5 separate regions of the Homo sapiens genome follow, and regions 1, 2, 3 and 5 are each linked to region 4. Evidence: chromatin loops called from intact Hi-C (ENCODE). Cell type or tissue: heart left ventricle. All regions are shown on one strand. Each heading gives the region's core, and the rest is flanking DNA. Links, peaks and the distances in the headings are about the cores only.

Region 1 (6,084 bases), core at 710-4,709, 190 kb after region 4:
TGAAAACAAGGGCTGGAAAAGCGCCGGGAACCGCCTGGACCCTTTCTGGCCGTGTGAGTGTGTGTGGAGTGTGTGTGTGTGTGTGTGTGTGTGTGTGTGTCTCGCCTGGACCTTTTCTAGCCGTGTATGTGGGAGTGTGTGTGTCGCCTGGACCCTTTCTAGCCGTGTATGAGAGTGTGTACACGCGCCTACACACACACACGTTGTGTTACCGGCGCTCGGCCGCCGGGGGAAGACCCAGGCCAATGCCGCCCCCCACCGCCCCCAGCAGTGGGACCTCAGCGCTGCCCTGCTGTGAAGACAGGTGACTCTGCACGTTTTAAGCAATGTCTAGGGACGCCCCGAGCGTGGTGTTTACTTTCAAGTAGCTTCCTAGGTGTCCGCGCACTACACACGCACGCGCATCCCCGCCCGTGTCCACCTGAACACCTAGTCCGTGGCCCAGGCCATGCAGAACTCAGCGCTCCAGGGAAGGGGTTTATCAAGGGCTTTACGACAGTTTAAGTCAATGTTTTCCCTCTGTCCCTAACACCTTTTACACTGGTTTAGTGCTACACGATGAGGACTTCCATATAGTAACTTTCAGGCCCACCGTCCTAACGCTGGGGTGGGTGGGCTCCTAAAGGTCTCCACCTTTGCCTCGTAGCCAATCCTAGTTGGCCGCACTTTCTCAAATGAGGTACATAGATACACACATACACATTCACACTCGCAGACGTGTGTACGCGCAAGCAGACAGTTTTAAATTAATCAGCATGAATAGCCCCTAGCAAAAAAGGACAAGAGGACAAACAAGTTGCACGTGTGTATTTTTATCTCCAAGAGTCTTTGACAAAGCACCAAGAAAAGAAAAAGGTCTTCTAGAAGCACAGCGGCTTACTTAATAGGGCTCGAGTGCAAATATATAGGGACACTGGATTATTGGGGTCAAGAAAGATGACAAATGAGTACTACAATGTGTACAAATATGCTATGACTTTTTTTTTTTTTTTGAGACAGAGTCTTGCTCTGTTGTATCTTGGAGGCTGGTGTGCAGTGGTGCGATCTCAGCTCACTGCAACCTCTGCCTCCCAGGCTCAAGCAATTCTGCCTCAGCCTCCTGAGTAGCTGGGATTACACGTGCACGCCACTACGCTCTGCTAATTTTTGTATTTTTAGTAGAGACGGGGTTTCGCCATACTGGCCAGGCTGGTCTCGAACTCCTGACCTCGTTATCCGCCTGCCTCAGCCTCCCAAAGTGCTGGGATTACAGACATGAGCCACTGTGCCCTGCCTGACATCTTTATTTTGTCTCATTCCTACTCTAAAATCAAAACATTCTTTAAAAAGCCAGAAAAGCACACCAAATTATGATTTTTTTAATTTTTACTTAGTTGGCCTTTTTTTTTTTTTTTTAAGAGATGGCTTTTGCTATGTTGCCCAGGCTGGACTCGAACTTCTGGGCTCGAAGGATTCTCCCACCTCAGCCTCATGAATAGCTGGGACTATACGCACTGCCATCTCTCTTGGGTGTTTTTATTTTATTTCTTCATTTATTGTATCCCATCAGCCCAACAAGCCAACTTCTCTCACATAGGAATGGGGGCCTGGGTACAAATTTCTTATCCAGGCAAGAGGGGATGAAAGGAGATCCTCCTTCTTGCCCTTCTGATGGTTGGGACAGAGTCCCTTTTATGCGCGTGGGAGGTGTTTTGGTCTGGATAGACACTGGGTATAGATTGACCTAGAATAAATGTTCTCACATAAATTCATACCAATTGCACAACAGTATGGTTTAGAAATCTTGAAAGCGTATTTTAAAGCCCCAAAATTACCTAAGAGGAATTGAAAGGCTTCAAGCTCCTAATACTCAGCATATGAGTGAGGAAATGATAGGACAAACCTGCAAAAGAAACTGTACTTCTGCAAAGGGGGCAGCCAGAAGGAAACGGATCCCCTACTTCCAGAGAAAGAAAAGCTGACTGATTTTCGTCTTCCTTTGCTCCCACAGAGCCTCACTCTATGGATTTTCCCAGACTGATTCCTTATGTGGCATCTTGGCTATAATCAGTCTTGAGACAGGTCTGTATTGCAGTCTTTGGCTAGGGGTTATATTTTCCCTGGGAATGTTCTAGATACTCTTTCAAATGAAAGAGTGAAACCATTCCTGCGTTCAGATTCCATGTTTATTAGATTCCATTTTAAAGCATAAGGGCAAGTATTCCCAGGAAGTATGTGACATTGACTACTCGTCTTTGGGCAATGCTGAGGTGGGGGAGGGAACACCAGCCTGAGGCAGGAGTAACTGGATTTGAATCCTAGATCTATGCCTGAGACCTTCCAACAACCTTACAAACATATGCACAGTGGACTTTTCACTTTCCAAGATGTTTTCTACTTGTAAGAGCCAATGGATGACCCTTTTGGCAGCTTTACCTGGTTGGATTCTACAAGTAGCGTGGCACCAGGAAGAGAAAAAAAACAAGATGCAGGGAATGGAGATTGTATCAAGAGTCTGAATGGCCTGTGTTTTCTTTCCGTCTTCATTCCCCAGGCCACCAAACAAAAAGCTTTTGATTGCCAGTTTTCGCCACCTGCTGGTTGTTTCACAGCGTTACTCTCTTCATCCATCCAAGAAAGTTCTTTCATCCATCATCAATATAAATATTCTCCAAGTTTATGAAATTCAAAAGGTACATTATTCTAACATGAACATACTAATGTTTAATATAGGTATGTATCGGCCAGGTGTGGTTGCTCATGCCTGTAATCTCAGCACTTTGGGAGGCTGCGGTGGGTGTATTGCTTGAGGCCAAGAGTTTGAGACCAGCCTGCACAACATGACAAAACTCTATCTCCACAAAAAATACAAAAATTAGCGGGGCATGGTGGTGTGTGCCTGTAGTCCCATCTACTCTGAAGGCTGAGATAGGACGATCACTTGAGCCCAGGAGGTGGAGGCTGTAGTGAGCTGTGATCACACCACTGCACTGCAGCCTGGGTGACAGACTGATACCCTGTCTCAAAAAAAAAAAGAAAAGAAAAGAAAAAAAAAATCATGTGTGTGTATCAAATCTTCCCAGCTAGTAAACTTTTTATTGAAAATGTGGGTAGAATGAGACTATTAACTGAGGATATTGATAACTAATAGGTCAGATGGAAGAGTAAACCATGGCCCCAACCTGAAATGGAAATTAATCCATAAATAAAATGAGCTGACTAGAGAGAATAAAAACAAGTAGTCCATATAGTTTGCATAAAAGAAAAATGAGGCCGAGCGCAGTGGCTCACGGCTGTAATCCCAGCACTTTGGGAGGCAGAGGTGGGCAGATCACCTGAGGTCAGGAATTCAAGACCAGGCTGACCAATATGGTGGAACCCCGTCTCTACTAAAAATACAAAAATTAGCCAGGCGTGGTGGCGGGGACCTGTAGTCCCAGCTACTCAGGAGGCTGAAACAGGAGAATTGCTTGAACCCGGGAGGCAGAGATTGCAGTGAGCCAAGATCATGCCACTGCACTCCAGCATGGGTGAGAGAGTGAGACTCCATCTCAAAAAAAAGAAAGAAAGAAAGAAAGAAAGAAAACTGCTTAAAAAATAACTTCTCAGCCGGGTGCAGTGGCTCATGCCTGTAATCCCAGCACTTTGGGAGGCCGAGGTGGATGGATCACGAGGTCAGGAGATCGAGACCATCCTGGCCAACATGGTGAAACCCTGTCTTTACTAAAACTACAAAAATTAGCTGGGCATGGTGGCAAGTGCCTGTAATCCCAGCTACTCGAGAGGCTAGGCAGGAGAATCACTTGAACCAGGAAGTCAGAGGTTGCAGGGAGCCAAGATCGCGCCACTGCACTCCAGCCTGGAAACAGAGCAAGACTCTGTCTCACAAAAATAATAATAATAATAATAATAATAATAATAATAATAACTTCTCATAGGCTTAGATTAGCAATCCAAAATGCCAGTTTCCAATTTCAAGAATCTTATACATTATAAATTTGTGTGGTAGGTAGTGCCATGCTCTTTCAAATGGTTTGCATACATTGCCAGCAAGCATTATATAAGCCCCAGTCATGCTTTTTTTTTTTCCCAATCACTTTTGCTTCAGAGCCTGTCTTCTGCCTTAAGTGATCACATCCAAGTCATCCACTCTGTGCCTGAAAGTCATTCTTGTCATAACCAGGAAACTCTCTTGGTTTCTAAGTTAAGCCTTGGTTTAACTTAGAAATCCACCTAACTTAACTCACCTAACTTAAGTGGAACCTAAACCTAAAAACAAGACAAAAAAAATCGGAATAATTAAGCAATAATATTTGAAGCTAGGCAATGAGCTACAAATAAATCATTCTGCTGTACAAGTTTAATAGTGGGCAAATAATATTTACTTTTGGTTTACAATGGAAAGCATAGCAAATTAACTTGTGATTTTTTTTTCCATTTCTAATCAATAACTTGGTGTTTAAAGTGAAATAAGCTAAGGGTAGGAACTTGTCCATTTTTCAGATGCCTACTGCTCTCGTTGGACTGAAACTGCAGTGATAGAACCAAACAAGGTATAATACCATAGTACCGGGAGGGCTGGGTGAATAATTTACATTCTTACGTGTAATAACTAACTTTTATTCTCTTATGCTATTTAGCACACAGCACGTCTCCAAGGTATTAATTGATAGTGAACACAATTCTAAACTTTAAGGTTAATATGTTTCCTAGAACTGCCATGACAAAATACCACAAATTAGGTAGCGTAAAACAACAGAAATTTATTCTCTCACAGCTCTGTGGGCTGGAAGTCAAAAAGCAAGGCGAAAGCAGGCCCACGCTTTCTCTGAAGCTCGGGTACAGTCTGTTCTTGCCTCTCCCTAGCTTCTGGTGGTGGCCGGCAATCCTTAATGTTCCTTGCCTTGCAGCCTAATCACTCCAGTCTCTGCTTCCGCCATGACCTGTGGGGTTCTGTTTTCTCCCATTCTTCTGAGGTCTCCAGTCATAATACTGGATTCAGGCCCATCACAGTCACCTCATCTTAACTTGATCGCATCTGTACAGACCTTATTTCCAAATAAGGTCATATTCACAGGTGCTGGGGACTGAATTTAAATATGTTTTGGGGTGACACAATTCAATCCATCACAATATGTATCTAATATGACATTTTTAAAACTAATGAGGATCATTGACCCCAAGGCCTAAAGACTCAGCAATATTAGAACTGAGTTTCAAGGGCTACCGTGACCTCTCTAAAGCTAAAATCTGGCTATTTCATATTTCCACTCAAAGTTCTTGAAAACCTAAAAATCTTAACTCTTCACATGGCATGATCTGGCCCAATCCTTTGCCACCCCCCTCCCTACCCCTCATCTCTTCCTTTTCCCTTCTTGCAACTATATCCACTTTTTGTGGTTTCTGGAATATGCCAAGGTCTCTCACGTCTTTCGCTTTTGCACATCTGCCGGTCTCCCTGAATGGTACCCAGCTTTTTCACCTGACAAATTCATTTCTTTAGTTTTGGCTGAAGAATTTCTTCCTCTGTAAAGCCATCCCTGCTGTTTCTGGGCCGTCTTAACATTCCTTCTGTGCTGCTAGAAGACATTTAGTACGGGGCTAGATGCCTAAAAATCAGAATCAAGATTCTCATCCTGGCTTCACCATTGAGTAGCTGTGACCTTGAGCCAAGTATTTAAGCTTTCAGTGCCTGTTCCCTCATTTATAACATGGAAATATAAGTAGTACTATTCTTGGGGTTAGCTTGTGATTTCATTGAGTTAATACATGTAAAGCACTCACAAGTGACTGGTACCTGTTTTCAGTGTTGGTTATGGTATCTTAATCACCGCTATTCTCAGATCAGTGTAATCTCTGGCATATATCCTTCTCACTAGATTATAAACTATTCGAGGGCAGGGATCCTATTTTTCCTTGGAGTCTTTCCAGCTTAGAACAGTGCTTAGCATACAAAGATTTGAAGCCTAAAATTCAGAGGCTCCAAGCCAAAGAAGAAAATGGGGAATGGTTCCTCTTTGTCTAAGAGACTTGTAAGGATATAGCAGAGCCATCTGAGGGATGAAGGATGGGAGAAGGTGAAGAAACAAGAAAAGTAATTGCCAT
Region 2 (6,084 bases), core at 1,423-5,422, 130 kb after region 4:
CCTCCCACATGAACAGGGCTATTGATGACTGTGGGGGCCTAGTGCAAAGGCACCAGCCCCCATCACAGAAAGAAAGCGGGCAGCGTGTAAGTGTCCCAAGCATGGCCCCGAGAGAAAAGCAGAATGCAAAAGGCAAACGCAGTTTGCATGCACGCAGGGCTTCGCTGAGGTCTATTTGTACCCGGCTCCCCATGGCAGCTGGGGAGCACCTTGCCGTTGGTTGGCACTGAAGCAGTGCCAGGTGGGTGAAAGCTGAATGAAATGTCTAACAGCTATCATATGGATGAACACGCAGGAAGCAGAACAAAGGAGCAGCATTTTATCAGCAGCAGAATCCTGATGGCAGTCATTGCCCAAGGGGAAACCGTTTGCTTTTATTTTCATCCTGGCCTTCAGTTTCCCTGGGTAACACCTTCCAGCCATCCCAGTGGTTACCTTACCCACCTACGTGGTTATCAGACGTCTAGACTCAGCCAGGTGTTTTCCCATTCCATATTGCAGGGGGCAAGGTCACCTCGGAATGGACTTCCAAAGGCAGGTGGGAATTACGCCAATGAGAAAGCAAGTCACAATTCAAATACTCGCTGTATGTGGGAATCTATATTGAACAGAAAGAATAAAATGACTCCATTTTTATTCTGTGAACTCTCCCTTCCAGACCCTCATACAGAAGAGAGTGTGGATCCATTTAAGGCTGACTACATTCAATTGCACACATCTGCTTTCTAATTGTCTCAGTTACCATTCTCCACAGCTGGCCTTTTCTCCGTTTTTGCTTTTAAAACATCACCTCTCAACATATTGTGAGGAAGACCAAACCCTTAGACTCAGATGTTCCAGAAACCTGATCTATTAGTTGTGTTTTGAACACGTCTGGCTACTTTTCATCTGCTTTTTTTTTTCTTGGTCACATGAACACTGCTGTAAACAAATTCTGTAGTTTGAGTTATGATATCCATCAGAAAAGCCTAACAACACTGTAGCCTTCACTACAATGCATAAGCATGAAACACCTAATTTTCCTCATTCCATACATACACACACATGCATGCACATGTACACGCACACACACAGCAATGTATCATTTGAAAACGGAGGCATAGTTCCCTAGCAACATAACCAAAAACATGGCAATATCTTTTGGATCTCCAAGTTCTGGATTTATTATGTAAATTGTTTGAGGCTCATGATTGAAGGCTTCAAGATCTCATTTTATCAAAAAAGATCTTAGCAGTTACTAGTCCATAGAACTTTCCCTGACAGCAGGGTACCTCTGCAAGGAGCTGCCCTGTCCATGAGCCAGGCACGCCCTGGTCAGCAGGGGCGGACGATAGCACAGACAGCAAAGGGCCAACCAGGCCAGAACAGTGCCTTAATCCCTAGGAATAAACATAACCCAACTTCTTAAGGGTCAGGTTCGTTACTAATGAGGCTCTGCGTTATGAAACAAACTCACGAGAGAAAGGTGATATCTAGCCAATTGATTTTAAAAATGGAAAAAAAAAAGTGGCCCATGTCTTCTCCTATTCTCCTGGCAGATAACGGGGGTAGATGAAGTGGGAGAAATAAGAGGAACAATAACTCCTTCAAAAAGAAGAAATAAAATGAAAAAGAAAAACAAACATGAGCTGGATCAGGAAAAAAAATAGGGCAAAACAAGCAGAAATGATCTTTAGATAAGAACAGTATTACATAAAACAGCACCCATAATATGTTAAAGCCACTCTGCAGTACAAATCACTTTTCCACAAAGAATTAAAAGAAGAAGAACAAATACAAAAATCAATTAAGGTCCAGGGAAGGGCTCCATTCCTTCTCGAGGGGCTGCTTCTTATCCAAACACTGGCTGATTCATGCAGGTACTGCCAGGCTGCCTCAGAGAGGGTATTTTTTATTTCTGCTTGACTTTGTCCATAGAGTGATTTTCCCATTTTAGTTTGCAAGGAAAGGTTAAGCAGGAGGAGTAGAATGTTATTCCACTTAGAAAAGAATCCAACCCATCCCAGGGCCTCAGGCTCAGTGCTTCCCTTTGGTGAACTAGTTTTCCAAGAGCCGACAACTAGCTGCTTGGTTGTGAGTGACATGAAACACTGCCCTTCCTCTCCTGGAGGAAGAAACCATCAGCATCCTTCCAACTGCTCCCACTGGGAACAAGGCAGATGGAAGAAGACCAGCACGATGCTTGATCCATAGGGAGCACGAACTAGATATTCACTGAAGGAGTAAGGAGCAAGAAATAGATCTCTGACCCAAAGTGATAAAACACCAAAGCCAACTGCTCATTTCATTAGCTGCAAGAGAGCCATGCAGGGCAGCCTTTCCTCCCATAAGACAACTCAGCGTGGAGTTGTTGAATGAATAGGAAAAAGGGAGAGCTTTGAAACTCACATAGAAATAAAAACGGTCTTAGGGGATAAACCATATTTATATTATACTACCTACGCCATTTAAGGAATGTGGTTATACATTTTCTGAAAAATAAAATGTCCTATCCTGTCTTAAAAAACTGAATTTGTATAATATTGGGTTTGCCTAAAGAGTAAAGCACATATACTAATTTTCTTTTTTGTTGTTATTTTTTCTTTTTTTTTTTTTATTTTGAGACAGAATCTCGCTCTGGAGTGCAGTGGCATGATCCCAGGTCACTGCAACCTCTACCTCCCAGGTTCAAGCAATTCTCTTGTCTCAGCTTCCCAAGTAGCTGGGACCAGAGGCTCCTGCCACCATGCCCAGTTAATGTTTGTATTTTTAGTAGAGACAATGTTTCCCCATGTTGGCCAGGCTGGTCTCGAACTCCTGACCTCAAGTGATCTGCCCGCCTCGGCCTCCCAAAGTGCTGGGATTACAGGCATGAGCCACTGCGCCCAGCCAATTTTTTTATATTTTTAGTATAGGTGGGGTTTCACCATGTTGTCCAGGCTGGTCTTGAACTCCTGGCTTCAAGTGATCCACCTGCCTCGGCCTCCCACAGTGCTGGGATTACAGGCGTGAGTCACTGTGCCCAGCCACATATACTAATTTTCTTTGGAGTAAAGGCACAAGTACATTCATTGTACAAGTACAGAATCCAGGAAAATCATCAGAAGAGCTTTGACGTAAAGAGTATTTGTTACCCATCAGTAGTTGGTAGTGTGGCTGATCATCTCCTTGAAATGTGCAAACGTGTGTGGTAAAAGTAAAGAATCGGAGGTAGGGAACTTATACCAGGCTCACAACTCCACCTCCTGTTCAGAGTAAGTGCTGGGTTGCTGACCAAATTAGGTCTTCTTGGACCTCCGGAGCAGCCCTTCTGCATTTCCAGGAAGGAGGTGGACAAGTGGCTATTTTGGTCTGTCTGTCCATCTGGCTTGTTTGTGGCTGGCTAGTTCACCACCCAGCTCATGGTCAGGCTGGAGGATTGGGTACCTTTGCTCCGACCAGTCAGACATCCCACTATGACACAGGCCACTCACTGCAGACTAGAGGGATTCAACAGGAAAGTCCCACGGGGTAAGCAAATACCACCACTACCCAAAGTAAAATTCCAGGCTAGGGGTCAGTGGTGTCCTCATCATAGGAAAAAGGGAAAGTACATCAGAATTTGACAGAGGAACAAGTACCAAACTGCTGTCCCCAAATAAAGAACTTACATCAACAAGGAATATAAAAATGTTATTTAGGACTTCTGTTCTCAGATGTTTAATACAAAGGAGAGATTGTTGTGCCAGGGAACAAAGTGATCCAATATCCACAAAGCCAGAATTCTCCTACTGCACATTTTGTTTCCAAAACACTAAGGAATACAGCAAGATTTCAAGTTGGAGTAAAGAAGCTACTTCTGGAAACAAGAGAGGAGATAACTGAAGACTTTCACAGAGGGGCTGAAATCCTTCCCGGAAAACTGTGCTCATCAGGGAACCTCAGCCTAGGGGGCAGCGAGGGTGGACGGTGAGCTGACCTATCCCCAGACATGTGGAATAGGTATTGGGTGTGCGGGGGGTGCAGTGCAGAATGAAGGCTGGGAGTTGTTAAAGCTACAGAATATTCTAGTAGCATACCACGGGAACTCAGGAACCTCAAACGTTTTTCAAAAATTAACGCTTTGGGCTCAGAGTTTCAGGCAGTCCAGTGTAATTTTACTTCCACTGGGATTGTTGCCAGAAAGAAACAAGCAGTGCTCCTTGACTACAGATTTTTAAAACCTGTTTTGTTACATGCAGGTGTGTGAGATCCTAAGGAGACTTATTTAATTAAGATGGGGGTGAGGGAGCAGGAGGGCTGATGAGTGGCCCTTCTCCCTTGAATGGCCACCACATTGGACTGTATTACAGAACAAAAACCCAAAAGCCCTAACCAGAAAGACAACTCAAGGGTGTCAATCTGTTTCTCCCGTTTCTAGTTCATTACTTTTACTCTTCACTGGAAGCAGTCACATCATTGCATCATCACTCTCTCCTTTACTGGACTGAGCATTTCCAGAGGGTAATGCAATAGGACTGAGGTGATGGGGCTGGGAAACCAGGTCCCCTGGATCTAATCTTGGCTCCACTGTACAATGGGATCAATGTCAAGTTACTCCTCTTCAACTCAGTATCCTCACCCATACAATCGGAATAATGGGGCCTACCTTCTGGACTGCTGCAAATTTTTTTTTTAGACGGAGTTTCACTCTCATCACCCAGGCTGGAGTGCAATAGTGCAATCTCAGCTTACTGCAACCTCTGCTTCCCGGGTTTAAGCGAATCTCATTTTTGTATTTTTAGCAGAGACCGGGTTTCACCATGTTGGCCAGGCTGGTCACGAACGTCTGACCTCAGGTGATCCACCTGCCTTGGCCTCCCAATGTGCTGGGATTACAGGCGTGAGCCACCACGCCCAGCCTGCTGCGAATCTTAAATGGAATAGTATAGTAAAACGCTCAGCATGCAGATGGCCCCGCCTTTGAATCCGCGGACTGCACCTTACCCGTCTTCACATCCTCCTTCATATTTGCTCATAGTAGGGCCTCATATTAAAATTTTTTAAAGAACAACAAAATGTTTTATTTCCTCTAGTTTATTTTTTTCCTGATAACATGCTCCCTGCCTGTGCCCTAAACCCTCTCCCTGGCACTGGACTGGATGCTTCAGATCAGTTGTGATTAACATTTTACACACCCCCTGTAAAACTGGACACTAGCACTCAAGCATTATTTTAATTAACGGCCAGAGAGTGGCAAAATTAAATATGAGATGACCTACCTCAATGCTCCACTGTGTCTCCTACCCCTGGAATTTCAAGGGGCCTTTGTTAAAAGTGAGTGTACAAAGGAAACACAAACAGGCAAAGGAGAGGAGAAGGGAGCAGCAGAGACAGATAAAAGCCAGGAAATCACAGCCCGATTCCCTGCACTGTCTCCAAATTACTGGTGTCTTTGAACAGCTTGCATGATATTAAATATTTTTAAGAAGTTACAATCCATGACAATAAAAACTGTAGTAAATATTAACAGAAACTGACATCGTAGAAATTTTTAAGGGGATCATCCACTAAAGAAATACATGATTTGGAATAATTCCTTCCTGTGTAATCAATGGGAACGAAGAGATAGCCAAGAGATTTGTGGCTCTTCCAGTCAATATGACACCCCAAACCTCTTACTTCTCCTAACTTCTTTGGTCAAAGATATTTACAGGGCACCCATGTGGGGAGTACGCTGTCTCAAGTCCTCTCGGGATGAGGCCTCTGTGGCAAGGGGCTGCAGGGGGCCCAAAGGAAAGAACACGGACTCTCACCGGTGACCCATGGAAAGAAACCAAGTGCCAAGATCTGGAGAGGCGCCAGGGTCCTCAAGGGACTGGGAGAACAGCTGCGTGGCAAGTGGAGAAGCACCTGTGGCACTCCAGGTGGCTCCAGCCAGAACTCCAGGCCTCTCTGTCGCCAATCAAAATAAACAGTGAAGCAATCAAAGTGAGCACTCGAGTCCCATCAGCAGAGCACCACGCTAAGGTCTTGCTGGCAGCAGAGTTTGGGAAGGGGAAGGGCCACAATGGCAAGGGGAAAGCAAAAGAAAGAGAAGAAAGGGCCCTTGTTCTTGTGCAATTATTATTAAACTTGGAGAAAATA
Region 3 (6,084 bases), core at 1,045-5,044, 120 kb after region 4:
AATAGCCTCAATTAATGATCATCTAGGTTAGTTTATGTAGGTAATGATCATTTTTATGTTTGGCTACGAGAATAAACAAGACAAATTTGAGTGATGTCTTCAACACTAGCAGCTGAGCTCAAGTGCTATGGGGAATCCCAATGAAAAGCCATGATTCCTATTGAATTTTCTGACCGGGCTAGAAAGAGATCAGTAGGCAGGTAGATAGATGGGGAGATAGGAATGAACATATACTCAAGTACACATACACACGCACATTTTCTCATCTTTGAAGATGCAACAGGATTTTTTTTTTTTTTTTGAGACGAAGTTTTATTCTGTTGCTCAGGCTGGAGTGCAATGATGCAATCTCGGCTCACTGCAACCTCCCCCTCCCAAGTTCAAGCAATTCTCCTGCCTAAGCCTCCCGAGTAGCTGGGATTATAGGCGCCCGCCACCACCCCCAGCTAATTTTGTATTTTTAGTAGAGATGGGGTTTTGCCATGTTGACCAGGCTGGTCTTGAACTCCTGATCTCAGGTGATCTGCCCACCTTGACCTCCCAAAGTGCTGGCATTACAAGTGTGAGCCACCGCGCCCGGCCACAATAGGATCTTGGTACTTCCTTTATCCTTGCAAGTCAACCTGCAAAGAATGGAAATCTTCTACTAGGGGAAGAACCAGAAAAACATCAGGGAGATAGGTTTTCTGGGCATAGGTAGGCAGAGCACTAGGGAGAAGGAGTTCCCTGTTGCGGCTGGTGGAGAGCGTCCTGAATGGTGTCATCACCTCCACTGTCTGGACTCACAAGGTCATGAGAGGTCAGGAGTGAGGGATGCCCTGTCACCAAGCCACCATTCCAGTGCCAAGCTGGCCTCCCCATCACGTCACATCAATGTTTAAAAGAGGAGAGGCTTCAGATAATCTACCATGCCCAAGATGTCGTAAGAAAACTTAGAGGGTTATGTTTATAGACATAGTGAAATATATTTTTTTAATTACTAACCTTACATGCATCTGCTTTAGCAAGGAAAAAAAAATTCCCCCAAAAGACTCCTTCAAAATCATGGGAATAAGAAACAAAGAGGCCAATGACCCCATAACTTTAAAAGCATACATGGTGCCAAGCAGCCCAAAAGTTAGCCTTCTGATACCAGAGTCAGCATGTGCTGACTGACTCCCCTTCATTTCACGCTTCTCTTAAAAGAAAACAGGCTGGATTGTTTCAGTAAATAACAAAAGGTCAGAGAAACGCTACTCACAACATGAGCAAAATAACTGCTCAATCTGCCAAAATGTTTCCAAAGGCCTAACAGGCAGAAAAATCCAGTGGTGAAATAATCCACGGATCTGACCGGTGAGAAAAGGTCCTTCCCAGTAAAATCTGCCATCAGGCCTCTGGCTCATCTTTCATCAATGAGAAATAAAAACAAACTACGTCGTCAGGTTCTGCCAACATTGAGATGCCATGTCCTTCACAGTAAAGCAAGGTTGTCTACTACATAGTTTTTAGACTTCTCGCCTTAGATTATATTTTGACTTTAAGGCCAAGTGTAGAAATGGTGGTCAAATAACTATGTACTCAAAAACGAAGTCCAAAGAGTCCATTTTGTAAAATCTTCTCCTGAATGAAACTTCCCATTGGTTTAGCTCCTACGTTCATTTTATCTGCAGAATTTCTCCGTGGTGAACTGGATGCTAATACCATTATAAGAGCTTCATAGAGAGACAGAGAATAAGCACATCCGAGAGAGAAATCAGGACTTTGCACCCTGGGGATACTGCCTCAACTGAATCTGCATCAGTAATTCGGTGGGATATTGTCTCCCCCAAGGCATCCCTGCTATTAGCCATGTAGACAATGCCACCACTAATGGCTTATTGCCAGCCTTGTTGCAGAGGTGGGATCTTATCCATTTCCGCCCTCCACAGGATCTTGCGAGGTCAGTGCTCAGCACATTCACTGGGTTGAGTCAATGCCCCTATATTGTACCTCATTCTTGGTTTAAAACCATAGAGCAGCACTTCACAGAGTATTTTCCATGAAATACTGGTCCTGTAAGATGCTACTTGGGTGCAACATAATTCTGATTCCATGAAGAAATAAGCTTTAGAAATGCTTCCTACTATGACTACATTCCCCAATTTCAGAATCATCATGCATATGGGCATATTAAAGAATCAGAGAAGTCCTGCAGGAAAGAAACCTGGTGAAGTTAGCATTTCCCAAATGCTTTTCAGAAACCTTTTTTCAATTAACATCTATTCCCATCCTCAGCAACTAGTGTTTTGGAGAGGGCATCCTGGGGAACATTACCTCAAAATAGTTTCCAATTCATGTCTAATCACATTTAATGTGTCACTAAGTCCAATTGGTTCTTCCTTCACCATATAAGATTGTGATCAGTCCTGTCCATTTAACACCCTACTGTTAATCTCCTAGTCTCAACTTAATGCTTCATAGTATCATAGCATCACAGAAGGATAGATCTGGAAGTGCTTTAGAAATAATCATAAAGTAAAGGTCAACTGGCCAAGTGTGGTGGCTCACACCTGTAATCCCAGCACTCTGGGAGGCCGAGGTGGGTGGATCACTTGAGGTCAGGAATTCAAGACCAGCCTGGCCAACATGGTGAAACCCAGTCTCTACTAAAAATGCCAAAAAAATTAGCTGGGCATGGTGGTGCGTGACTGTAGCTCCAGCTACTCGGGAGGCTGAGGCAGGAGAATCGCTTGAACCCAGGAGGCGGAAGTTGCAGTGAGCTGAGATTGCACCACTGCACTCCAGCCTGGGTGACAGAGTAAGACTCCGCCTCAAAAAAAAAAAAAAAAAAAAAAAGGCAAGCTCTGAATTTAACAGAGGAGTTAACCAAGACCCCCAGGGTGAAGGGACATGCCTAAGATGTCACAACATGACACGTTTGACTCACTAAAAAAAATGGTAGTTTCAGGCACCACTCTCTTCCTCCCCGTCTACTTGGTGAACAGGAATTAGAGGAGCAGGCCCCCAGTGTGGAAGGAAAGGGAAGCCAGTGCTGTGGAGTACCCACCGAATGCCGCACCGCACACTTGCACATACATCCTCTCACTTCAACTCAGCAAGAACTCTGCAGGGCGGGTATTTTACAGACCAGGAAGCCCAAGACCACACAGTAAGCAAGTAGCTGTGCCAGGATCTGAGCCAAGAACAGTTTGACTCCAAAACATATACTCCTGCTAGTGTATTATACTCTCTCTCGACAAGGAGGCCCTCAATAAAAGCACACTGAATCACATAGTAAACTAGGAACTGCACATCTGAAGTTGGTGGCTGCAACTACTACCGCTACTGCAAAGGAGAACATATAGTGAGTCTTTGGTTTTCCATCAAAATAGCCTATCATTTGTGAATGTAGGAAAGAGTGAATTTTTACCATTCATGAAAAATGAATTAAGTTAATGAAGTCATAAACACTAATTGAGAGTATTACTGAATACACAAATAATATACCTGCAAACTTTTACAGGACCATTTAATGTTAGGGCTTGTTGGCTTCTCCTGTCAAGTCATTTTTGATGGTTGGTTATTTTTCATGAAATCTACAATGGGCACAAGCCCAGTTAATATGATGACGATGATGATGGTTTATTTTCATTGTATACACAAAAGCATATACTATTCAAAGCCGTTGGAGTCTTAATGGAGAATGGAAACTTTCTCCAGGGATAGACAATTGATAAACTCTAGGAGTACCCTTTTTCATATTCATCTTTCCATATTTGCATCTTTTGAGGTACTTGGAATACTGTTAAGTGATTTTTCTTCCCACTTACTAGGGATTTGCTGTCTTTTGAAGAATTTCTGAAACAAACATGTGGTCCATAAGTCCAAGTAAAATATTTTAAAAACAACAACAAACCAATAAACAGCAAATAATAATGGTCACAAATCCATGAATAATCAAATTTAATAAAATATTGACATGCAAGGATTTTTATTGCTTATTACAATCACTAACATGCAACCCAGCTTATGGATACCACGGAGTTCCAATATTGGTGGGTGGGGACATTTTTAATTTTAGTATTTAAAAGTTGTAGGGGAGAGAGAAATGGCTTTCCTCCACCGCTCTGGGTTTCTTGGCTGGGTTATGAATTGACGTAAGACAAATTAACAGAAAGAAACCCCATATTTAATAATGTAGGTGCACATGGGAGTCCCACAAAATATGAGACTTGAAGAAGGGTCACACGGTTGAAACTCATTTAGCATCCTGAGCTATGGAACGGAATAGGGGCTTGGGGCTTCTGGGGGTGGTGGGGACACAAGCTGTGCGTTGATGAGGGGAGGCTCTGTATGGTGGGTCAAGTGTGTCTTATTATGCAGAGAAAGTCTCTCAGGTACTAGAAATTATATTGGAACAGTCCTTGGAAAAGGAGATGATAGTCTGGGGTGGCATGTCCTGAGCCCCTACAAAGTCAACCATGACTGTGTAACCTTAAGAAAAAGAGTGACTACCCAGCACTTTGGGAGGCCGAGGCAGGCGGATCACCAGGTCAGGAGATCGAGACCATCCCGGCTAACACGGTGAAACCCCGTCTCTACTAAAAAATACAAAAAAATTAGCCAGGCGTGGTGGCGGGCGCCTGTAGTCCCAGCTACTGAGGAGGCTGAGGCAGGAGAATGGCGTGAACCCGGGAGGCGGAGCTTGCAGTGAGCCGAGATCCCGCCACTGCACTCCAGCCTGGGTGACAGAGCAAGACTCTGTCTCAAAAAAAAAAAGAAAGAAAGAAAAGAAAAAGAGTGACTGACACTAAGGAAGGTTTTTTTTTCTTTTTTTTTTTGACGTAGTTTCTCTCTTGTTGCCCAGGCTGGAGTGCAATGGCGTGATCTCGTCTCACTACAAACTCCACCTTCCGGGTTCAAGCGATTCTCCTGCCTCAGCCTCCCAAGTAGCTGGGATTACAAGCACCTGCCACCACGCCCAGCTAATTTTTGTATTTTTAGTAGAGATGGGGTTTCACCATGTTGGTCAGGCTGGTCTCAAACTCCTAACCTCAGGTGATCTACCCATGTCGACCTCCCAAAGTGCTGGGATTACAGGCGTGAGCCACTGTGCCCAGCCCAAAGAAGGTATTTTATATCTGATTGTCAAGACATTTTTATTCAATCTTAAGTACTGAACTTTAGCATTAAAGTATGCAAAGAAGCCACAAGGATAGAATTATGTCTCTACCAATCTTTTAGTCCTCAAATATAAGTAATCCTAATATTCTTAATATCTTAAAAAAGACACCAATGAGATCTTCATTCACAAAGATTATTAGATATAGTGAAGTAAATATTTACAAGGAAACAAAACCTGTTAAAACTTTAACATTCGTGTCACATCTTACTGACAGAAAATTTGCTTTTGAAAGCCAATTTTGAGTTTTATTTCCTCACTTTCTTTGAGTTTTATTTCCTCACTTTCTGCATATGTCCTCATATCTTAGTGGGAGAGCTCTTACCAAAAAATAGTATTTTACTTCCTTCCATACCTATTGATACGGTTTGGCTGTGTCCCCACCCAAATCTCATCTTGAGTTGTAACTCCCACAATTCCCACATGCTGTGGGAGGAACCCGGTGGGAGGCAATTGAATTATGGTGGTAGGTCTTTCTGCACTGTTCTCATGATAATGAATGAGTCTCACAAGATGTGATGGTTTTAAAAATGGGAGTTCCCTGCACAAGCTCTCTTTGCCTGCCACCATCCATGTAAGATGTGACTTGATCCTCTCCTCTTGTCTGCCACGTGAGATGTGCCTTTCACCATCCACCGTGATTGTGAGGTCTCCCCAGCCACGTGGAACTGTATGTCCAATAAACCTCTTTCTTTTGTAAATTGTCCAGTCTAAGGTATATCTTTATCAACAGCGTGAAAACAGACTAATACACTTTGTAAATTTGATGGGGTCAGTTCTGCATTGGTTGTACATAGGAGCAACCCTGCACAGAGAAACAGATCAAGTCTGGAACTAGAATAGAGTAGGTAGCAAGCAGAAAGTAGAAGGAAGAGCAAGCAAAATAAATAGGTTCCTAACATCTGCTATTTCCCGATTTTTAAAAAGTGAATGCACAGACA
Region 4 (6,084 bases), core at 1,246-5,245:
CAATTGGTAGCTTAAAAAAATACTTTCCTATGATTTAAGGGCATTTTTCCCATCGCTGTCCTTCGGCGTGGAAATCTCAGTGGGTACTAGGTCCATCTGAAGTTCCCAACTCTTTTCCTCCCACCAGGTATGCATCATGTGAGTCATATGCAAAGAGTCTCTTCTTCAGGCCAGGGAGGCATGGACTTCCCCCCACAGGAACCCTCCCTCTGTTAATATCACAGCCCCCAGGGCAAAGAAATGCAAGTGAATGAACACCTTCTCCCCAGCCTCCAGCAGCCAGAAAGCCAGCTTCCCCAATGATCAGGTCCTTTTTCCATCCGTCTGCTCTTCAGATGGTGATCCGGCCAACAACATGGAAAGCGAATCTATGTTTACAGGCACAGAACATCCAGGTGGAGCCACACGAAGCGGTGCTTGGCAATTAGTGGTCGGATTTCCAAAGACAGGAGTTTTGATGGGACTGTCTTAAATAAATAAATCTTTTTTTCTTAATAATGTAAAAAATAAATGATATTTCCCTTTGGCAGTAAATAGCTGATTCGACGTTTTGCCTGAAGACTGTTAATTGTTGTGTGTGTGTGTGTCTGTCTGTGTGTGTGATGTTTATATGTGTGTTATTTTTTCTTAAACAGCCTGCAGCTTTGTTTCATGGTACATCACTGACAATGCATATTATTTCTACTGCTTTAGTGAACCTTTTGCATATTTGTTTGGGGCAGGCATGTTGACTTCACTTGTGGCCCAGATAGGCACCCAGGGTGATGCAAGCTCCCACCAGGGCCAAACTGAGCAGAGTCTTCAGAGACAGCCAGGAGAAATCAAACAGAGGCCGCATGCTGGGGCCGTACAGTTCCACAAAGGCATCCTGCAGTTGGGGGAGAGGAGGGAAGAAAAAGAAAGAGTATTAGAGAGAGAGCAGAGAATGCCACCCCACAGAGAAAGAGGCATCCTGCCAGGGCAGCCTGGGCACCTTCAGAAGGGTGAGAGGGGAAAAGGCAAATGCTCTTTGGAGGCCATGATTCAGAAACCACTGTTTTCATTAATTCAAGGCATATTTATTGAGACCCTCTTTACGTGCCAGCCATCTTAGAGATACAGCAGTGCATAAAATAGACTAAAAGTTCCTACTTCACGAAGCTTCCATTGAGTGGAACAGTATAGACAGCAATCAATATAAATTATCACATGGTGTAGGAGAGAGTGCTAAGGGCCGAGGAGAAAAACAGCAGAGGCAGTTAGAAAATATTAGAGGTTTTGCAATTTTAGCTAGCATGCCCATCCATAAAAGTAATAAAATCTAGCAATGATGATGACCGTCACACTCCTCGATTGAGTGTTGACATCTTATCAAATGTCTGACATGCATTATTTTAGTCTTTGTACCAAACTTTTTCTTTCTTTTTTTTTTTTTAGAGACAAGAGTCTTGCTCTGTTGCCCAGGCTGCAGTGCAGTGGTGCAATCATGACCCACTGCAGCCTCGAACTGTTGGACTCAAGAGTGATCCTCCTGCCTCCGCCTCCTGAGTACCTAGGATTACCATGCTTGGCTAATTTTTAAATTTTTTGTAGAGATAGGGTCTTACTATACTTTCCAGGCTGGTCTTGAACTCCTGGGCTCAAGTGAGTCTCCTGCCTCAGCCTCCCAAAGTTCTGGGATTAAAGGCATGCGCTTTCTCATCCAGCTAATTCTTTGTACCAATCTTATGAAGTTATTTTATTTGTTTCTGTTCTGAAGATGAAAAAGCTGAGAATCGCAGGGAATAAGAGACTTTTTAACAAGTGGCAGAGCCAGGCTTTGAACCCAGATAGAAACCAGCACCCTTCTCTCTGCTGATGCCCTGGCGTGGCTAACGGCAGCTCTATGAGAGCATTTGGTCAGTCAAGGGCTCAGTCAGTGGAGGGGCCAAGGGCGGCCTTGACTGGTGCAGTGCCAACCTCTAAGGTCAAGGTTCTCCTGGGGAAAGGGAGCTGTCAGGGGGTTTCTCTTGGGGGTGGCTAGACTGGACGACCACAACTCTGCATTTACTCAAATTGTGGATCTCACAAGGCAGGAGATCAGGGGTGTGTCACTGGATGTGCAGGTCCCTGAGAGACAAAAAGTGTCTCCCTTCCATTCCTATCTCTCCATCTCAAGTCGGGTCTGTAGTGTGTTGTAGCAAAGTCTACCCTCTGGATGGGCTTGGATTGAGCAAATCACCAATTGCTCATTTCCTAGATTTTGGGGAGATTATGTTTCACATTTGGGTCCAATGAGTATTTGGACAACTTTCTGAATGAATATTTGAATATATAAATCAGTAAATGAATTCTTTTTACTTCTGATTTATTCAGGATGAAGAAGAAAACAAGAATAGTTTCACATTATTCCCAACAACCCTGACTCAAAGCACACAGTTTTATTACAGGAAACAGTAACATACCATGACCCTGGACATCGCTGTTGGGAGGGGCTCCAACAGTGCACAGAGGGGTTCCCTTTCTCTGGGGCAAGGGCTGTAGCAGTGGGACCAGGGATTCTCTTTGTCTCCCTCATGCTGGGCATGGTTGTGGTGCACTATAGGTGCGTAGTAAATGTTTGTTCACTTAAGCTTTCTGAATACAATCATTGGTCTTTGGCTTAATGCTTTACCCAAATGCTTATGAATCTGTTTGAAATTACTCCTTCTATATGTAACAGCCTCTGAGAATCCTGAGGTAGTCTTGATGAGGATTTAAAGCATTGTTAGGGTAACTTTCCACATTATTAAATATAGATTTATACAATTATTTTCATGATATATAAAATGTGCCATACTTTAAAAAATTCATGTTTATAGTGTTTAAAACTTTTGCTATTATAAACAATATCATGATATATTTTTGTATATAAATTCTTGTCTATTTGTTCAGTTGCTTTTTTGAAACAAACTCCTAGAAGTGACCTCAGTTAACCAGTCATCAATATTGCTTCCAGACATCATGAAGGGCTTGCCTTGAGCCATCCTCACATTCTCATGGATTGCCCTCCAACCAATGCCACCTTTTACAAAAGGCAGGCAAGAATTTAGGGCGAGGGTCACACTGAGAGTGATCCTGTCCCCCAGGGGACATTTGGCAATGTTTGGAAGCATTTTTAGTGGTCATGATTTGGGGTGAGGGTGCTACTGGTATCTAGTGGGCAGAGGCCGCGGATGCTGTTCAACATCCCACAATGCACAGGGCAGCCCCCCAATGCTAACAGGGCCGAGGCTGAGAAACTCTGGTTTATAAGATGCTCTGTAATCACAGACCATAGAAGAACAGATGACCCATCCTGTGTGTCAACAGCATTGGTCAAATCAGCACAATCAGCTAGCCCAGACCAGCGACTGCTAACCCAGTGGGCCTTCTGCATCTTTGGAGGTCCTTGGTTAACTTTTACCAGGAGAGGGCGCAAGGGCTTTCTTCTTCTTTTTAAATATCTATTGTTAAACATTTCTAAATTTCAGTGTTAGAAAAGCGAGGCAATAGACGTACATAAAATGTGTGTTTAGTGCTCTTAGCACAGAGCTAAGGCACAATCATGATTGTCTGCCAAGATGCACACCCCTCTCCATATAAGCAGGGATCAGTGGGGCAGGAAGGAGTCAGGACTTCTCCACAAGCCAGAACTCTGCCTCTTCCAGGGAGCAACCCAAGACATCACAGACACGGCTGCAAATGTCAACTAGTCCTCCCATCCATGCTTCTCTCTCTGAGGGATGGGTAGGCTGAAACCCCCAATAGCCCAGCCAAAAGACACCCCAAATTTGTCAGGGCACTGGCAATAGGTTGTCTGCAATTTGGCTTGACATTGAGAAGGTCAGTGGCCGGGCTCTGAATCCCTTTAGTAATCAACAGAGTTTTGTGTGGCAAAATCTGAACCAGACTAAGCCCCTGATCATTTGTCCTGTCTGGACCTGAAGCCATCCTGGGAAACCGGAGGATGCAGGGACATACTCCAGCTGGCATTTTCTCCCAGTTGGTCTGGCACACAGTGCTGGAGAGCAGAAGAAATGCTGTCCCAAATATCCCCACCTCCTCAGAGCTGGAATAATTCCCTCTCACCACCCTCACCCCCACACAAATAACAGTGCTTCTCATGAACCTAACAGGCCATTTCTGATATGCATTACGTAGAACAATGTCATTTCTAGAGTGAGATGAGCTAAACTAGCAGCTCTTGGCCCAAAGCCTCAGCATAGAGATGCTGTTGCCATCCCAGGGGGCTGAGAAGGGCATGGGACTTGGAGGAGGAGTGTGGGTGAACCCTGGCTTTGATATTTTATTAGTTTATAACCTTCAGCAGATAACCCAGCCCCGAGCCTCATTTACTTCATCCATAGCCATAAAATTCATTATTGTGAAGATTAACGTAGGTCACTCAAAGCCATTTGTAAATTGGATACAGAAAGTGAGCTCGTGGCAGAACAAACACCTTGCTCTTGTCTGTCCTCTTGCAGACCTGCTCCGCACCTACTCAACCTGCCCTTCCCCCAAGAAGTTCTGCTGAGCCTGCCGTTTTGCAGAAGCAATTTCCTCTCTTAGCTTTCTGATCTGAGGATAGTCCGTAATTTCTATAGGAATTATGAATTAAAATGTATACATCCCGTGTTCTGGTCAAAGATGGGAAGTGATAATACAATGCCTACCTATCTGTCCTTCTTTACACATTATTAGAGTGTAGGGCTAGAGGGCAAGTCATTTAACCCCCTGGAGGTTGGAGCTGGCCTCTAAACTTTGCCCTTCTACAATTCCAAAGTGCAAAGGAGACCCTGCGGCTTCGGGACTAAAATGACCTGAAAGCTTCTTTCGTAGAAAGTCTTCCTGATTTTTCAAACATCCTGATTGGGGCGATTTCCGAAGTCTGTTTGAACAGTCTGTCATTATTTGTTTGAGTTTGAAAGCTGTTTTAAATAAACACATGCTCATTTTATGTATTAAAAGCAACAAAGAGGGAAAAAGAAAACCTGGGTCGTCATGTGATTCGGACAAAATCCCAGTCTATATATTTAGGAAGCTCTGTGTCCCTTGCTCATGTCAGGACTGGCAAGGGCTTACCCGACTTCACGGATCACAGGTTCACACGGAAAGGCTGGCACCGGCTCCTCCTATGAGGAGGAGATGGGCAGGGCCTCAGCTCTGGTGGCTCTGTCCACAGTGGCTTCCCCATAAATTTCCAATTCAGAGGCCACAGAGGATCTGAGTTCCACCCAGGGCTGGCCCAAGGGGACAGGATGGCTAAACTCCCAGCCGCAGCCTTGCTGCAGGTTTGGAACCAGGCCAGGTAGGTGTGGACGGGAACAGACCAGGGTCAAGACTCCTAAACTCAGCAAAGGTGTCCTCACCCCTCCGGGCCATGGAGCACTCCCACCTGGGAGGCAGCCATCCTCCAACATTTTCCTTTTCCGTTCAGAACCTTCAAGAATTTTTTTTTTTTTTTTTTTTTGAGATGGAGCCACTGTCACTCAGGCTGGAGTGCAGTGGCTCCCAGGTTCAAGCAATTCTTCTGCCTCAGCCTCCCGTGTAACTGGGACTACAGGTACCCTCTACTACGCCCGGCTAATTTTTGTATTTTTAGTAGAGAAAGGGTTTCATGTTGGCCAGGCTGGATTCAAACTCCTGGCCTCAAGTGATCCTCCCACCTTGGCCTCCCAAAGTGCTGGGATTACAGGCATGAGCCACCACCCCTGGTCCACTTCGAGAAATTTCACGTAAACCTAAAATGAGAATTTTTTTTAAAAAAGGTCAGATTGTCAAGAATGGAAGAGAAGGTTAATTCTAAGTGCTGAAAAGAATGGCATGCGGTTGGGGATATGGGCGGGGGTCCCAAAATAACCCTTATGCCCAGGTAAAGGTAAACATGGAGACCTTTTGAATTTGGTAATGCATATCAAAAGGCTTTTAAAAAGCTTTTGTTAGTAATTTCACTTCCAGTTATTTATTTTGGAAAAATAATAAAGTGCACAGATTATGTATAATAGCATAAACCTGGAAACAAATGTCTGAAAATAGATGACTGACAGCGCGTCCACATGATGGAGTGCTGTTCAGCATTAAAAGTCATACCCTATAGTTATTGGC
Region 5 (6,084 bases), core at 1,119-5,118, 54 kb after region 4:
CAACATTTCAGAACCACTGCCTTTCAGCACAGCAGAGAGAACGAAGTTATGGGGAGGGTTAACTTGAAATAGAGTTGTGGACTTCTTCTAAGGTCTATCATCATTAAGCTTCCCTTGCAGAATGTCAGACATGTGTCCAACTTCACCATCATCCTATCAAATCCACATGACAACCTGCAAGTACGATTTGACGTCTCTGTTTTGTGGATGAAGAAACAGAAGCTAAGAGACATTCCAGTGAACTCTGGATCTGGAAATCCACGGCTAGGAAGCAGTCTGTCTGATGGGAAGGGCAGATGCATGCAGGTTCCACAGAAGGAGCCCTGCCTCCTCTTCTGAGCCTCTCTTGGTTCCTCACGTCCAAGTGCAGGGTCAGAGATGGGGCAGGCACATCGTCCTTTTGCTGGGGATCTCCAGGCACCTGCTGGGGGGCACCTCCTTACTTCACCACCTCTGGCCAGCCCTTGATTTCTTCCTTCTCCCTGGTTCCAATCTTCTCCCCTTATCTTGCTCTGCCTTCCTCTTTCCTCCTTTCTCTTTTCCCAGAGAGTAGTTAGTCTCAATCTTGCAAACACAGTGAAATCACTTGGAGAGCACTGGGTCTTATCCTTAGGGAGTGTGGCAGAATTGATTTGGGGTGTGGCTTGGACACCAGAACTTTTAAATACTCCAGGCTGATTCTAGTGGACAGCCAAGGTTGGAAGCTGTTCCCTATCCAGAGCTGTCAGCCACAGCCTGCACAATCAGGAGATTCACCTGGACATGCTCAGGCTGAAGAGGGTCTGGCCACCAGCCCACGGTTTGAAACAGAGCCCTGTGAAGAAGGATCAGGTGGTCCCAGTGCCAGTCCAGCCACATCTGTACTGAGAAAACACAGAGCTACCACCAGCTGACCGCATGGAGCGAGGATCCTAACACCTGATGGACAAAATGCGTCCTTGGCTGGCCTCTGCAGAGAAGGGACTGTGGAAAAACATATGCTGCTCCCTTGAGACCGGGGGATGTCCACAGGGTGGGTGACAGGAAGAAGAGAGAGCAGCTACCACAGCCACCCTGCATATTAAACAGCCTGAAACAAGGGGTGGCTGTGCAAACTCCATTCTCCTGCCATAAATTAGACCATAAAACAGGCTTCATTGGCCCATTCTGCAAATCAACTCTGCAGTTTTATTACACACACAAACATGCATACCACATGTAGGACAAAAAAATTTTGCATAGAGTTCTGCTTTGCACTAATCTCTTTAAGGAAATTTTACAGACGGTAAATAAAACCTCATGTCCCTACCTGGGGTATTTGCCTGAAGATAAGAGCAACTCATTGCAAAAGGATTCCTGCTGTAAGACAGACTGTAGCCCATCAGGGGAGAGCAGGATGGAAACAGAGGCTTCCTGAAATACTTGAAGGGTTCTGCAAACTGTTGAAGCCACGGTACTGCCTGGAGCACTCAGCACCGAGCTGGGCATGCCTAGGTCACTGACGAATCTCTGTCAATGCACAAATGAGCAGATGCATGTCACACTGATGGTGGGGCTCAGACCCACCCCTTGCTATGGACAAGGAAGTGCTGGGGAAGGAAAACAAACACAAAACCTTCCACCCGAAGTAAGATCAGCTGGCAGATGAGCGTGCAGAAGGGGTAACAGCAACTCATGGAGGGCAAGCCACCAGAGAGGGCAGGAAATGACCCCTCTGGACACCTCCCTCTTGGCTGTGGGCTAGCAGTGAGGGAGAGAAAGAAGAGGGCAGGTGTCTGCTCCTCTATTGCTCCAGGAGAGGAAAATGCCCCCCACCCCCACCCAGGAGTTGGTGTTGTGGCTCACATCACAGCAGGCTTCATGGAAGTTGAGCTATTATGGCGAAGAGGGTGAGGTGGGGCACAGAGCTGTTTGGGACACAGGACTTGCTCTCCCCATGGGCATGGGACAGCTGTTCCTCATGAGAGACAGCTGCAGATGGGGCCTCCGCGCTTGGCCATCAGCTCAGCTGTGCCCGTGGGTACCTCAGAGGGCCAAAGCAGCCTCTAGATGAGAGAAAATTCAAAGACAACAAGAAGTAAACCAATTCTGAAAAAGGCGACTGAAGACAAGGGCTGGCAATGGCATCATTCCATGTGTGGAAGGAGTTCAGAAGAAAGGAAACACGCCATCGCCTTCTGCATGGGGCGGGGGCGGGGGGCTTAAACAGATGTCTGAGAATTGTATATGGACATCTGTAATCACACAGTTTCCATAGTAAACATTTGCCTGGAGAGAATTCTTTTGCTCTCTTCTTTTTCCCATCTCTTGTGTACATTAAACAGTGCAATTTATGTTAGCAAGAATAACCACACACCTCTCTCACCACCCTTCTTTGAGTGTATCTTAAGGCAGCACTCCATTATGCTGTGGAAGGAGCCTGCATGGGGCCCTGCCCTCAAACATACCATCCCCAGGACCACAGTGGCACAGACGCATGACAGAGCAGAAGAGAAAAAGGCCCCGCAAAGAAACAGAATGGTCCCAATCCTGAAGTGTTTGATTACAACTCAACTGAGTACCTGCAGGAGACAGAGCTACCAATCAGAGCAGGGACTCATCGGCTGCTGGTTGAGAGGCCAACGCTGGCCTTGGCCATGGATAAGGAGCCTTGACCAACTACCTAAGAAGACCTTGGGAATGCACGTGTGGGCTCAGCTTGACACCGACCCACTCTTCTAACTTCCTGTATTCAGATTCTGTGCTCACCAAGCTGCCTCTGCAGCATATCTGGCTTCCTAGGAAAACTTCCCTGCAGAGAGAGCATGGGCTGGCCAGGCAAGCATGAATATTAATCTGAAATATTCTCATTACAGATGAATACACTGGCATTCTTGTTTGAACACCTATATAGTTGGCTTTTAATGGGTGTCAGCCCCTAAGAGATGGATCTGGCCTTTGAGGGATGAACAGATCAGATCTTCAAGCATGCCAGGAGGAAGTCCATAGAGCTCTGCTTTGCACCAATCTCTTTAGGGAAATTTTGCAGACTGTAAATAAAACCTCATATCCCCATCTGGGGCATTTGCCTGAAGATAAGTGCAACTCATTGCAAAAGGATTCCTGCTGTAATACAGACTGTAGCCCATCAGGGGAGAGTAGGATGGAAGCAGAGGCTTCCTGAAATATTTGAAGGCTTCTGTAAACTGTTGAAGCCCCCCGACCATGATGAATTCAGCAAGTAATGCCATCCTTGAAGGCGCCTTGAGGGCCATACTCTTAGTCTTCCCCTGATGACATCCGAGTAAGTTGTTGAAAGTCTTTCTTGGCCACTTCTTGAATTTCTACCCTTCTTCTTGAATGTAGACTGTAGACTCAGAAACGACCCTGAGTTTTCCAGGGTCTGGATGTCTGAATGTGATCAATGTGGCCCCAGAAGCAGTGGGCATCTTGGTTCCACTCCTTAGCGACACTGCCAACTTCACAGCTGATAATCACTCCTGACCTGCTAAATCCTCTGGTCCTGTCCAATTCTGATCCAATCAGACTGAAAGCCAGGCAAGAAAGGCTAACCAGAGGGAGTTATGAGAGATGCTTGCTCTCACAGAACACAGGCTTTGGTTGGGAAGACATAACATATACATGAAATGGTCAAACATATTCAGTGTCACAAATGAAAATACAGCCCACACTGATCAAGAAGTGAGTAGGCCAGAATTGGGTGGCATTAATCTTAAAAGGATTTCTGAAGGAAGTATTTCTATGGAAAAGCAGTGTCGTGATAAAAGGACAGGTCTTCAGGTCAATTCTTTGGGTTCTAACGTCTGACTATTTGTGATTTCACAAAGTATGGTCAAGGCTAGGTGAGTGGGGTAGGAACAAAGTGCTTGACATACAGAGATGCTAAAAAAAGTGTCCTTACAAATATCCCTGCAAGGGAAAGGATGAGAAGAGACAAGAAGAAGAAAATCTGAAGTGTTTCCTTCAGGGCTAGCTGCTTTCCATATGGTATCTCATTTGATTCTCACAGTCACACTGTAAGATGTTTATTATCCTTTGCATCTTACAAAGAAGAAACCAAAGGTCAAGGTTAAGTAACCTATCTAAAGTCATTCTGCTGATCTGTGGCAGAGTCTAGGTAGTAACCCTCACTCTGTGTCAGGCATTATTCTAAATGTTTTATTTGTATTAATTATTTCGGCTTCACAACCCTATGAGGTAGGTACTATCCTTAACCCCACTTACTAAGGAGGAAACTGAGGCACAGAGAGGTTAAGTAACTTGCCCAAAGTCAACACAGCTAGTAAGTAACAGAGCCAGGACTTGAACCCAGGCAATCTGGGTCCTGAGTTTGGAATGCTAACCACTTTACTATCTTTTTCCATTACATATGCCATACTGCCTCTCTTTGAAGAATATTTATGAACAGACAAAACTGTCAAAACAGCTTGGAGCTTTAGGATGAATATTTTAAATATTATAAATCCCTCACTCGTAGGGGAGTGGTTGTTTGATATGGTTTCTGCTGATCACTCAGTAATCTATCCAAGACAGTGATGTGCACAGACTATTTTGGTTTCAGTTAATATATAGCACCATATAAACATTGACTCAACTGGAGAGCCTGAACAATAAATTATCACTAGCTCAAGTGCTAAAATAGCACTTGCTTTTCTCTGTGCCTGAGCATGCTATCTATTTATACTTTGCTTACTTCTGTGGAGTTCAAACTGCTTTATGCACATTTCATCATTGCTGTACTTACATGGATTTATTGTCTTTATTATACACATGTGACTAATGTACCACACAACGCTTAATATTTACTACAGGAATCTCAGTTTTCAACTAGCTTTTTAATCTATGGGTATTACTGACTGCCTTTAATTTATAATTAGTGGAAGTCTGCTAACAATAAAAACCATAGCATTTTACTGTTTATCTTTTAGCTCAATTCATTTTGTACATGATATGACCATTCTTGTTCTTGAGTATGAACCATATATTATTTTCTGGCCTTTCTTTACAATTCCACTTATGGCTGACCTTGAACCAGAATAGGTCTGTGATTTTACTTTCCAAAGTCCAATACATGTATTTTTCTTTTGTTCATGTTGATATCTGCATTGGCACACGTGAATTTCCAAATTTGGTCTTCACCTTTTCAGTTTTCATAGGCAAAAAATAAATTTGGATGATGCAATAGTCAGTAAAGAACTCCAAACAAAGGTTTTCTTGACTAGCTGGAGGATATATGGAAATCCCTAACTGTGGTGTATATAAACTGTAAACCCAAGTTTATACATTGTCAGGAGTTAATAGAACTTAAGATTTAGTAGCATTCTTTAGTACTAGATTCATAAAGAGAAATGAAGAAAGAATTGTCATTTGATGTTTTTGTCCTGACAAATAAAAATAGCCAACTGCTTAGCCCACAGCTGGGGCATTCTGTTTTCTTTTGTCTTCTTTTCATGTGAATATCCATCTTCATTATTGAAAACAGAAACTCCAACCTTAAGCATTTCCCTGTTTTTGCAAAAAGGATATTATATCAACAGTCCCTTTTAAGAACAGGAAGTTATCGTTTCATTCTACACAAGTCCCTACAGTTTTCATCTTGCCCTGGTGTGTCATCTGTCAGTGTGACTTTAGGAAGGTGAGACAGGTATGGCCAGATATGAGAGATTTTTAAAAGTCACAGTGTCAACAATGGTGTTATAAGGGGAGTGTTTAGTAACAGAGCCATTTATTTTAGGAATGTTTTTGTACCCTGGTAATCCTGATATGATAAGGCTTTAACAAGGTCAACTAAGTAACCTGTAGTCAATATCCTCATTCAAGAGAGGTCAGATGCTTGGGGACTCACAGCTGTACAGATGTACTGTGTGCCCTTTTATCTCTCCCTTATGCACATGCCGTTCTCTCTACCTAGATAAGTGGGCACCTCTACCTCTATGATTTCTCTTTCAGGACTCCGTGTAGTTATCATTTCCTCTAAAAAGCCTTTCCTAAAACCAAGTTGGATGTCTGTTTTGTGGGCACAGCCCCCTACACCCACCCCACTTATCCTAATGGGTTGAAAATACCAGGAAAAACTTCAGATAAAGACCATGCCCCAGTAAATAG

Evidence for each region. Peaks named below come from ENCODE experiments on the same cell type or tissue, not always from the same donor. Only the 100,000 strongest peaks of a DNase experiment are listed, where the experiment ranks them.
Region 1: it touches region 4 in a loop (9-fold over the local background); 103 of 110 quality-filtered maps call a loop at or near these places.
Region 2: a loop joins it to region 4, with 6 times the contacts of the local background. A loop is called at or near these places in 21 of 110 quality-filtered maps.
Region 3: a loop joins it to region 4, with 2.0 times the contacts of the local background. A loop is called at or near these places in 23 of 110 quality-filtered maps.
Region 5: it touches region 4 in a loop (6-fold over the local background); 8 of 110 quality-filtered maps call a loop at or near these places.

What each region holds. Positions count from the first base shown.
Region 1 is chr18:63,320,640-63,326,723 of GRCh38, forward strand. No RefSeq gene overlaps it. Among named protein-coding and RNA genes, the nearest start is that of BCL2, 3.9 kb to the left of the region's middle. RefSeq lists a silencer at 1-6 and an enhancer at 898-987. In heart left ventricle, for the core only: a CTCF peak has its summit at 2,585 (motif pointing left); no DNase peak of the experiment used is centred there; H3K4me3 peaks cover 42 bases; H3K27ac peaks cover 748 bases.
Region 2 is chr18:63,259,210-63,265,293 of GRCh38, forward strand. The region is part of intron 2 of BCL2 (BCL2 apoptosis regulator); the gene reads right to left. Among named protein-coding and RNA genes, the nearest start is that of BCL2, 58 kb to the right of the region's middle. In heart left ventricle, for the core only: a CTCF peak has its summit at 3,228; no DNase peak of the experiment used is centred there; H3K27ac peaks cover 1,913 bases.
Region 3 is chr18:63,246,916-63,252,999 of GRCh38, forward strand. The region is part of intron 2 of BCL2 (BCL2 apoptosis regulator); the gene reads right to left. Among named protein-coding and RNA genes, the nearest start is that of BCL2, 70 kb to the right of the region's middle. In heart left ventricle, for the core only: no CTCF peak of the experiment used is centred there; a DNase peak (open chromatin) is centred at 3,027.
Region 4 is chr18:63,127,892-63,133,975 of GRCh38, forward strand. BCL2 (BCL2 apoptosis regulator) reads right to left here. Exons shown (of 3, transcript NM_000633.3): 3 at 1-868. The coding sequence ends at 734. Among named protein-coding and RNA genes, the nearest start is that of BCL2, 190 kb to the right of the region's middle. In heart left ventricle, for the core only: CTCF peaks have their summits at 3,413 (motif pointing right) and 3,612; no DNase peak of the experiment used is centred there.
Region 5 is chr18:63,181,549-63,187,632 of GRCh38, forward strand. The region is part of intron 2 of BCL2 (BCL2 apoptosis regulator); the gene reads right to left. Among named protein-coding and RNA genes, the nearest start is that of BCL2, 140 kb to the right of the region's middle. RefSeq lists an enhancer at 456-505. In heart left ventricle, for the core only: no CTCF peak of the experiment used is centred there; no DNase peak of the experiment used is centred there; H3K27ac peaks cover 1,023 bases.